Regions from separate parts of the Homo sapiens genome. Here region 2 is linked to region 1. Evidence: read pairs that join two places in POLR2A ChIA-PET (ENCODE). Cell type or tissue: MCF 10A. All regions are shown on one strand. Region 1 overlaps BRD7 (bromodomain containing 7). Region 2 overlaps NOD2 (nucleotide binding oligomerization domain containing 2).

Region 1 (5,000 bases):
CGACCAAACTGGGCCAAGTGCAGTGGCTCGTGCCTGTAATCCCAGAGCTTTGGGAGGCTGAGGCAGGTGTACCACTTGAGGCCGGGAGTTTGAGACCAGCCTGGCCAACAAAGCGAAACTCCATCTCTACTAAAAATACAAAAATCCGCTGCGGGTGGTGGTGCACGCCTGTAATCCCAGCTACTTGGGAGGCTGAGGCAGGAGAATCGCTTGAACCCGTAGGTAGAGGTTGCAGTGAGCCAAGAACGCATCACTGCACTCCAGCCTGGGCGACAGAACAAGACTCTGTCTCAAAAACAAAACAAATCAAAACAAAACAAAAACCCAAAACGGCCAAACTGTAAACATTTAGGCTTTGTGGCCCATTAAGTTCTGTCACAACTACTAAACTCTGCTTTTGTATTATAGTATGTGTTGTAGTATGAAAACCACCACAGATAAAATGTAAATGAATTAATTTGGTTGTGTTTCAATAAAAATTTATTTACAAAAACTGTTGGCCAACTTGCTAACCTATGCTCTAAGAGTCCAGCTTCATCCTTAAAACACTCTGCTGGCTGGATGCGGTGGCTCACCCCTGTCATCCCAGAACTTTGGGAGGCCGAGGTGGGTGGATCACTTGAGCTCAGGAGTTCGAGGCCAGCCTAGGCAACATAGCGAAATCCAGGAGTTTTGGTGTGCACCTGGAGTCCCAGCTACTTGGGAGGCTGAGGTAGGAGCATGGCTTGAGCCCAGGAGGTGGAGGTTGCGGTAAGTCGAGATTGCACCACTGCACTCTAGCCTGGGCAACAGAGCCAGATCCTGTCTCAAAAAAAAAAAAAAAAGAACAAAAAGAATAAAGTAAAAAACCACTCTGTGACCTTAGGCAATTCATTTACTCTCATCAGACCTCTTTACCACATGCAAGATGGAGATTTAACTGTTATTATTTATCTTACAGAGTTGATAAGATGGTCAATCATAAACTAGCCAAGTGGAAAAAGTACCAAAGGAGGGTATGTTTCTGAACTACCCCTACCTAGTATCTTTACCTAGTTATCCTGGTCTACCGTAACCACTTTATCATTCAGTAAAGCAAAAAGTCTTTGGGGCTAGGGAGTCCAAAAGAAAAAAAGAATATAAAAACATATGCTTGGAAACTACCCTAAACTGAATAGAGATATCATAGCATGTTATTTCCAGACTGAGAATCAGGAGATCTAGCTTCTAGTTCACCAGCATATGACTTTTAACAAGTTACCCCACTGTTTTAGTCTCAGTTTCCCATCTGTACAACACAAGGCTGTGATCTCTACAGGTCTCTCTCCACCTAAAATTCTGATTCCAACCTTTACATTTTCTTTTTCATAATTCAGAGTATGTTGCAGAATCTTGTTGTGAATGTCACTTATTAAATGAATATAGTTACGTAAAACCATAAGTTAACACAGTTCTGGTTAACAGTAAATTCTGTTAATTACACAGAAAAAACTAAGCAAAAATATTAGTGCCATTTAACTTTAGGTAGTTAAGGAAGAAGAGTTTACAGTTAGTTTATAAAGCGGGTTTAAATTCTGGCCTCGTCACTAGTAGGTGACAAAGCTATGATATGGATAAACTATGTAATTAGCTATGGTGTCATGGATAAACTATATAATTTTTTGGAGTCTAACGTTCTAATCTTTAAAATAGACACAAGAATACATACCTCACAGGACTATTTTAAGGATTAAATGTGATAGTTTATGTAAAGTTTTAGCACATTACTTAGCACATGATGGACACTCATTCATTCAATAAATAAAAGAGGCTTTACTGTGTGGCTATATAGTGAAAGAGAAAATATACACAGCCCTACTCTTACGGAGCTCAGAGTGAAACAGCAGAGATGTTCATTAAATAACTCATTCAAAAAACAAACAGGTTTATAACAGCAGAGATGTGCATTAAATAACTCATTAAAAAAAATAAACATGTTTACAACTAATTGATCACAACGAGCTACAGATTTTTTTGTTCCTTCCCCATTCCCACTGCTTCACTTGACTAGTCTTAAAAACAACAACAAAACAGATTTCAAGGACAGAATAACTTTTGGGTGAAAATAATTTAGACTGGACAAGTGTGGGAAGGTTTCCATGAGGAAGTAACATCTGAGCTGAGATCTGAAGGAGAAAGAATCTAGCTAGGTTGGGGGTGGAGGTAGGTGTGTGGGAACAGCATTCCAGGCAGGGGAAACATCTTGTATGCATGAAGATCTGAGGCAGGAGAAAGGAAGAGGGGCTATTTCCATGAACTACAAACACATTTACTTTCTTCTGACTAGATTCTAATTTGCCCACAACTTGATGGCAAGTTATTTTATTAATCTGTGTGTAATGCTTTTAAAGCAAATCTTTGCTCAGATTATTAGGATTTAACACTCACCGAACCACATTATTCACTCAACAAATGACATTTGCCTGTTCTACTGGAGCTCCCTCTGGACAGTGGTCCTTGTCTTATTCAGCTCCATACCTGCAAGCTCAGCAAATGCCTAACACATAATACTTGCTAAGTATTTGCAGAAGTAATTAATCATAGGAGACAGCATGACATAGGAACACAAAAGCATGCAAATTAACAGCTAAAGTCCTTAGTAATAAGTACTGTCCTTCAGGTTGGTTACTTTCGGAGGATATATACACATACATATATTCAAGTGATGCTCCAATATGCAAAACAATGTAGAGTTCCCTTTTAACAGCTGATTTTAGAATCCAATGAAAAATGTTTCATTACCTGGCAGCTGCACATCATTTTTGGCCCTAGGCTGAAAACAGCATTTGCTACACACGTTAGCCATTAGCTCTATGATGCTTTCCCCTAGCTGCCCACGGCAGAATGACGCATACCTTTCCCTGGACTCCTGGAACAAGTTAGTCAAACCTCCCTTAGGATTTACCAGGTCGTGAGGTTTATTTATACTTTCATGTCTGATTCCTGGGTCCAACTTTGAGCTCCTGTAGGATTTTATTTATTTATTTACCTATCTTAATCACTGGAGCCTAGTACAGTCTGGCCAGATAATAGGTGTCAGGTAAATATTTGTTGAATAAAGAAACAGATAAACAGCCTTCTATCAGAGGAGCAATGCTACTCATAGGCCCCTTTTCTGAGTTCTTCCTTCCTTGGAAAGGTCTTTTGGGGTTGAGACGACTACCTCAGGAGGGACACACACAGACCAATGCTGAGAAAGGGGGAGGGTTTTCTGCCAAGGCAGATAAGCCACAACAGCCCAGAGATGCCAGGTGTGACAGATGGCACAAGTCAATGAACTGTGTTTTGCCAGAATTCTCACTTTGCTTAATACGATTAGTCACTGCTCCTCTCTAGTTAAAAGCTACCTCATACTCTGTGGCTCAGTTAAATCAGCAGTACGAGATACTAACAGCACCTACCTCACAGAATTATTTCTAAGGATCAAAATAGTAAATATACACAAAGAATTTAGAATAGTGTCTGGCAGACAGTAAACACTCGGATGTTAGTTATGAGTCTGCCTCCACTGTTGGACTTAGTATAGATAGTGCTTTAATAAAATAGGTACTTACTGGAATTTACTGTAATTTTCATTAAAGTTTTACTTAATTTTAGCTTTATATATAATAACATCCTATATGTGTTAATGCTTTTGAGTAAAAAAATTTTTTTAATGACTACTATCTTTCTCATTTTATTCTGATAACATTCCTAAGCAATGTGAGTGGCCTAACTTCTTTCAGCAACTAAACCAGAAGTCGACCTACAAAGCTATTAAGACATCATTTGGGTTAGGACTATGTTCTTCAGAACAGCAAGTGAGTTTCAATAAAGGAATTGAGACCACTCGTCTGAGCTATTTCAATAAAAAGCTTTCTATGCAGGTCTCCTTACAGTTTCCACTCTCTCCATTCAATATTTGTTAGATACTGTTACCAGATTTATGTTACTAACACTCAGCTTTTATCATTCTTCCACTCAAAGTTTTTGATTTCCTACTGACTACATACTGAAGCTCAAACTCCTTACTCTGCCATCTCAGCTGCCTTTCAGATCTTACCCTATCCTCCCCTCCATGCATTCTGTGTTTAAAAAGAGACTTACTTTATGTCCCCTATACGCATCTCCTTCTTGCCCATTTTTGAGCTAATCCTCTAACAACAGCTCCATAATCCTCTGGTGTGTGGGCTTCCTGACCTCCACGTCTCTACGCAGTGGCCTATCATTCTATTCAGGGATCATCATCTAAAGGCAGCACATAAATAAAAATTGGGTTGTCAAATCACCTTGGAAAATACCTGAAGTAGCCCATTAAGTACAATACTCATGACTTACAATCTTAGAATACTTCTACTGAACTACCATAAAAAGAGCCATTTCTCTCAGGGCATATAGTTGACCCCATGTTAACTGAACATATAGTGTTACATCACTGTATTTTGATTTCTAAAGCCCAACTCAAATGCTGCTTCTTGAGAAAAGTCTTCTGTGATTTCCCCCAGCTCCATGTACTCTCAGGAGCCTCAGAACTAGAACCCTGCCTCTGTTAGGGCACTGACTTTATTTCCCCATGTGCTGTGGGCAGAGGTTGGTGCCTACTTTAACAACTCTTTCAGATTAAAGACCTCTTAAGGGCAGAATTTGAGTTATTGTTCTGGCATTAACTGTGAGACTTTGGTAAAGTTACTTAACCTCCCTGAGCCTCAATTTTCTCATTAATAAAAGAGGAGATAGTATGATCCAGTAATTCTATTTGTGGGTGTGTATCCAAAAGAAGTGAAAGTAGGGGTCCTGAAGAGAACTTTGTACAATTCATGTTCCTCGCAGCATTATTCATAACAGCCAAAAGGTGGAAGCAAACCACATGTCCACTGACTGATAAATAAATAAAATGTGGTATATCCATACAATGGAGTAGCAATTAGCCTTAGAAGGGAAGGACATTCCAACACACGCTACAACAGACGAACCTTGAGGACATTGTGCTAAATGATATAGGA
Region 2 (5,000 bases), 340 kb after region 1:
AGGTAAAATCCCCAGGCCACTTGGCATCTGCTCCCTTGAGTGTCTGGGAATGTCCCTGATTTATAAAAAGAAGCTGACGGCCCTCTTTGTTGTCCATGCCTACACCCTTTCACTTTCGTTTCTTCGGGGCACTGCAGCAGCCCTTGTCCACAGACCCCATGACAATCGCAGAACTGACCATGCTGAGAGATTTTCTTGGCTGCTCAGGGACCCTGCCAGGGCTTGAAGCTCCTGGAGGGTCACTTGCCCTCAAATTCCCAGAACGCACAGCAGGTCACTGATGATAGCAGTGGCAGCAGTCTGTGCACGGTGGTTTCGAGGGCGTGGGAGGGAGGTGAGGGCCCTAGGGCAAGTGTGTGTGGGAAGTGTTGATGGGGGACAAGGCACCAGAACGCTCGGAAACAACTTAGTTTGCACCGTAATTTTTCACTTCGCCTAGGACAGGACCTTTAGAGCAATATTCTGAGTCTACCCCTTGGAGTAGCAGTGTGCAAAACACACAGCACGGGCTTGGGGCCCCCGTGGGGAACCCAAATGTAAGAGTTAGAGACATGCATTCCGGAGTCATACATGGCTCGTGTTGAAATCCTGACTCTGCCTGTCTAGCTGTGACACATCGTACAAATCACTTAGCTTCTTGGTGCCTCAGTGTCTTCCTCTGTAGAATGGGTAGATCATAGGCACTACTTCAGAGTGGCTGGGAGGGTTCAGTGAATTCCTGCAGGAGAGCACTTAGAATGGCACTTGGTGTGTAGTTTATGCTTAATTAATATTAGCCGTTACTGAAACTGCTGTAGCCTGAATCCAGCCAGCATGAAAGAGCCCCTCTCACCCTGCTTCGAAGAGAATGAATTCCCTGATTGTTTGGAAGATCTCTCTCTCTCTCTCTGTCTTTTTTTTTTTTTTTTGAGAAACGGTCTTGCTCTCTTGCCCAGGCTGGAGCGCAATGGTGCCATCTTGGCTCACTGCAACCTCTGCCTCCCGGGTTCAAGTGATTCTCCTGTCTCAGCCTCCTGAGTAGCTGGGATTACAGGCGCTCGCCACCACGCCTGGCTAATTTTTGTATTTTTAGTAGAGACAGCGTTTCACCGTGTTGGCCGGGCTGGTCTAGCGCTCCTGATCTCAAGTGACCTTGGGAGATCTCTTGCTCCTAATATTACCTCAAGCCTTTTTAAACGTTTTAAGCCGGAGACCAAGCATGGATATGGGAGTTAGGGGTCTTGATTTAATTCTTGGTTGCTTCAAACTCTGTGGAACCTTGAGGTGTTTCTTGCCTTCTCTGGGTCTCAATTTTCACATCTATATGGTGGGGAGCTTGGATTGGGTAATGTCTGAGGCTAGAACCATGGCCAACTCGGGTTCTGCTGGGGCTGACTTGCCCTGGCCTTCCCTGACCACCCTGCATCTGGCTTCTGGAGAAGTCCCGCACTGACCTTGTTCTCCTCCCCAGGTTGTGAAATGTGCTCGCAGGAGGCTTTTCAGGCACAGAGGAGCCAGCTGGTCGAGCTGCTGGTCTCAGGGTCCCTGGAAGGCTTCGAGAGTGTCCTGGACTGGCTGCTGTCCTGGGAGGTCCTCTCCTGGGAGGACTACGAGGGCTTCCACCTCCTGGGCCAGCCTCTCTCCCACTTGGCCAGGCGCCTTCTGGACACCGTCTGGAATAAGGGTACTTGGGCCTGTCAGAAGCTCATCGCGGCTGCCCAAGAAGCCCAGGCCGACAGCCAGTCCCCCAAGCTGCATGGCTGCTGGGACCCCCACTCGCTCCACCCAGCCCGAGACCTGCAGAGTCACCGGCCAGCCATTGTCAGGAGGCTCCACAGCCATGTGGAGAACATGCTGGACCTGGCATGGGAGCGGGGTTTCGTCAGCCAGTATGAATGTGATGAAATCAGGTTGCCGATCTTCACACCGTCCCAGAGGGTGAGGCACTCCTGGTGTGCATCACAGAGTTCTCAGGAAAGGGGTGCTTAGTCACCAAGACTGATTTGTCCTCATGAAGTCAGCCTGTGGGGTAACTTGGTCCATGGGATTTCCCCTAAAAAGGTAGCCAGGCAGGTAAAATTTGCTCTTGACTCTTGGCAGGAAACGTACAACTCTTTCTTTCTTCTTTTCTTTTCTTTTTCTCACTCTGTTACCCTGGCTAGAATGCAGTGGCACAATCATAGCTCACTGTAGCCTTGAATTCCTGCGCTCAAGTGATCTTCTGGCCTTAGAGTAGCTGGGACTACGGCTGCTGTACCACCATGAACAGCTAATTTTTTTTTTTTCTTTTAGAGATGGGGTGTTGCTATGTTGCCCAGGCTGGTCTCCAGCTCCTGGCTTTAAGCAATCCTCCCGCCTTGGCCTCCCAAACTGTTGGGATTGCAGGCATGAGCCACTTTGCCTGGCCAACAGAACACTTCTGCCGAGAGGAAGTGTGTGGTGGCCAGGAACTCAGATTCTGGAGCCAGAATGGTGCAGGCTCAAGGTCAACCCTGTGTGATCTCAGGCTTCCCTATGGAGCCTCTCCAGCCTCAGTCTCCCTTGTTTCAGTTTCCTCATCTACAAAACAATGTTAATAGTCAAATGGTGCCTATCCTATAAGGCTCTTGGGAGGATTCAGTGAGTTAATTTGAGTAATGCTTAGGATAGTGTCTATTACCACTGGCTGCTATTTATTATTTCTGTTATGAGTGATACTCTGTACTTGTACACTTTTATTTCTGTCTGTTTTAAATTAACAGCACAACAGACCATAACACTGCAGTATATTGAATTTATTTTATAATTAACATAGCATATTATAAACTAATATAGCTTAAATGTTTATGTAGGATTTCTGACATGAAATTGCATTAGATCATAGATGTTCAGAGTTGGTATATAACAGCCCCTGAGAATGTAGTAACTCAGCAGAGACCAGAAGGTCAGAGAAATGACCACTGAGTATTTTTGAAACTCTTTTGTTTTCTTCCAAATAGTGATTCTTAGGGCTCCTGAGAGGCAGATGGAACAATCATTAACATTCCACTTTATAAATCGGGAAGTTGAGACCAAGGAAAGTAGTTTGAATAAGCTCACAGTAGTTAATGAGGGGGCCAGTGCTGGACCAATTGGCCAGCACTGGTCATTGACTTATTCATCCATCATTCATTTATTCAGCCAGAATCTATTAGGTGCTTCATACATATTTGCTTAAAGTTTGTTGTGTTCATAGAGCTTTGCACACGGTAGGTACTCCATAAACATTTGTTGATGAAATAAGTGAGTTACTGAATGAATGATTGAATTAGAATGACACTGCAGTGTTAAAATGGGCTGGGTTGGGGAACATTTTAGTTTTTGTTTTTGTCTGTTTTCCAAAAATGTATGTGTTGTTCACATGAGTCTGGATAACCCTAGATTGAGATTGATGACATAAATAAATTTGTCTTCAAGGCTGCACTAAAGCTGGCTCACATGGCTAGGTATTTACAGAGCAGAAGTGGTGCAGTCCTCTCTGATTAGTTGCACGTACAGAAGACATATTCGTTATTGGACTGACCTTAGTTTCTCTTATAATTTGTTAGGGGAATTGAATCAGCCCATCTGAGAAGTTACAAGATTGTGTCTTGTCATCTTTAAAAGTTCAGCAATGTGATGTGGTACAGATGGTCTGAGGGGTTTGGAGAAGGTAGCCTAGATCCCTAGGGCCCAGAGAAGACAGGATGTGAACAGAGGAAGTACATGGATTGGTGAAGAAAAGAAATGGGATAACTCATGGGTCAAAGAAGAAATCATGATGGAAATCAGAAAATATTCAGAACCATACAATAATGAGAATATTATTTATCAAAATCTATTGGATGCAGCTAAAGCAGGACATAGGGGGAAATTTACAACCTTAGGTGCCTAGATTAGGAAAGAAGGAAGGCATTTGTTTATTTATTTGTTTATTTATTTATTTGAGATGGGGGTCTCACTGTGTCACCCAGGCTGCTGGAGTGCAGTAGCACGATCATAAATCACTGAAGTCTCGAACTTCTGGGCTGAAGTGATCCTCCCGCCTCAGCCTTCCAAGTAGGTGGGACACAGGCTAGCACCACCATACCAGGCTAATTTTTTTTTTGTAGACACAGGGTCTTGCTATGTTGAGGTCTCAAACTCCTGGGCTCAAGTAATCCTCCTCCCTCGGCTTCCCAAAGTGCTGGGATTACAGGCATGAGCCACTGCGCCCATCTAAGGCTGAATTTTAATGAGCTAAGAATTCATCTTAAGAAAGGGCTAAATAGACAGCAAAAGCAAACATTGAAGGTTGGGACTGAGCTGAGTGGGTAGCAGGGATGGGAGACAACAGATCTGAGGAGAGCAGGAGATTTTGAAAGGATTGCACTGCCTGAGGTTTAAGCCTTTAGAATCCAGCTCTCTCTGAGCTCCCTTTGAGCTCTGACATTCTGTGACTCTGATTTGGTGGCCTTCCCTTAGTGGCCTTACTGATTTCATTTGGATGGTGCTTGTGGTATATCCAACCAACATGTCTTCCCAAATGGCCTTTTAATTTCCTATAAAGAAGTAGTTGTCATTGATTGCAGGTTAGGGACAGAAAATGCTGTGGAATGAAACAAAATGCAAGTTAAAGAACTAAATTCCAAAAATACCCATTGCTACTATTGACTGAGTGAATTCCTACTGTGTGCCAGACACTGTACCCAGTCCATTCCCTGTATTGTTTTATTTAAGCCTCACAAGGGTATAGTGTGACTACACTGTTTCTTAACAATGAAGAAACTGCCCAAATCGCCCATCTGGGAAGCGGCCCAGCTAGAATTTGAATCCAGGCCTGTTTTCCTCCAGAGCTTGTGCTATTCTCTGTCTGTCATAAAATGTGGGGGCTTTGTGTGGTAAACTTGCTCAGTTGGGCATAGCAGTTGTTAGGAAACCTGAGGCTGGTAACACCAGCTGTAATACCAGCTGTCCGTCTGACTCATGCAACTGTTAAAGTTGATAGGGCTGAGGTGTCAGACTGAGCTCTGAATTGCCTGATT

What was found. Peaks named below come from ENCODE experiments on the same cell type or tissue, not always from the same donor. Only the 100,000 strongest peaks of a DNase experiment are listed, where the experiment ranks them.
Region 2: POLR2A ChIA-PET joins it to region 1 with 5 read pairs; 3 of 35 experiments call an interaction of 5 or more read pairs at or near these places.

Annotation. Positions count from the first base shown.
Region 1 is chr16:50,357,688-50,362,687 of GRCh38, forward strand. All of the region lies in intron 2 of BRD7 (bromodomain containing 7), which reads right to left. Among named protein-coding and RNA genes, the nearest start is that of BRD7, 8.8 kb to the right of the region's middle. In MCF 10A, no CTCF peak of the experiment used is centred here; a DNase peak (open chromatin) is centred at 2,854.
Region 2 is chr16:50,698,038-50,703,037 of GRCh38, forward strand. It overlaps NOD2 (nucleotide binding oligomerization domain containing 2), which reads left to right. Exons shown (of 12, transcript NM_001370466.1): 2 at 1,451-1,917. The coding sequence starts at 1,459. Among named protein-coding and RNA genes, the nearest start is that of NOD2, 6.9 kb to the left of the region's middle. RefSeq lists an enhancer at 1-203. In MCF 10A, no CTCF peak of the experiment used is centred here; DNase peaks (open chromatin) are centred at 24 and 1,924.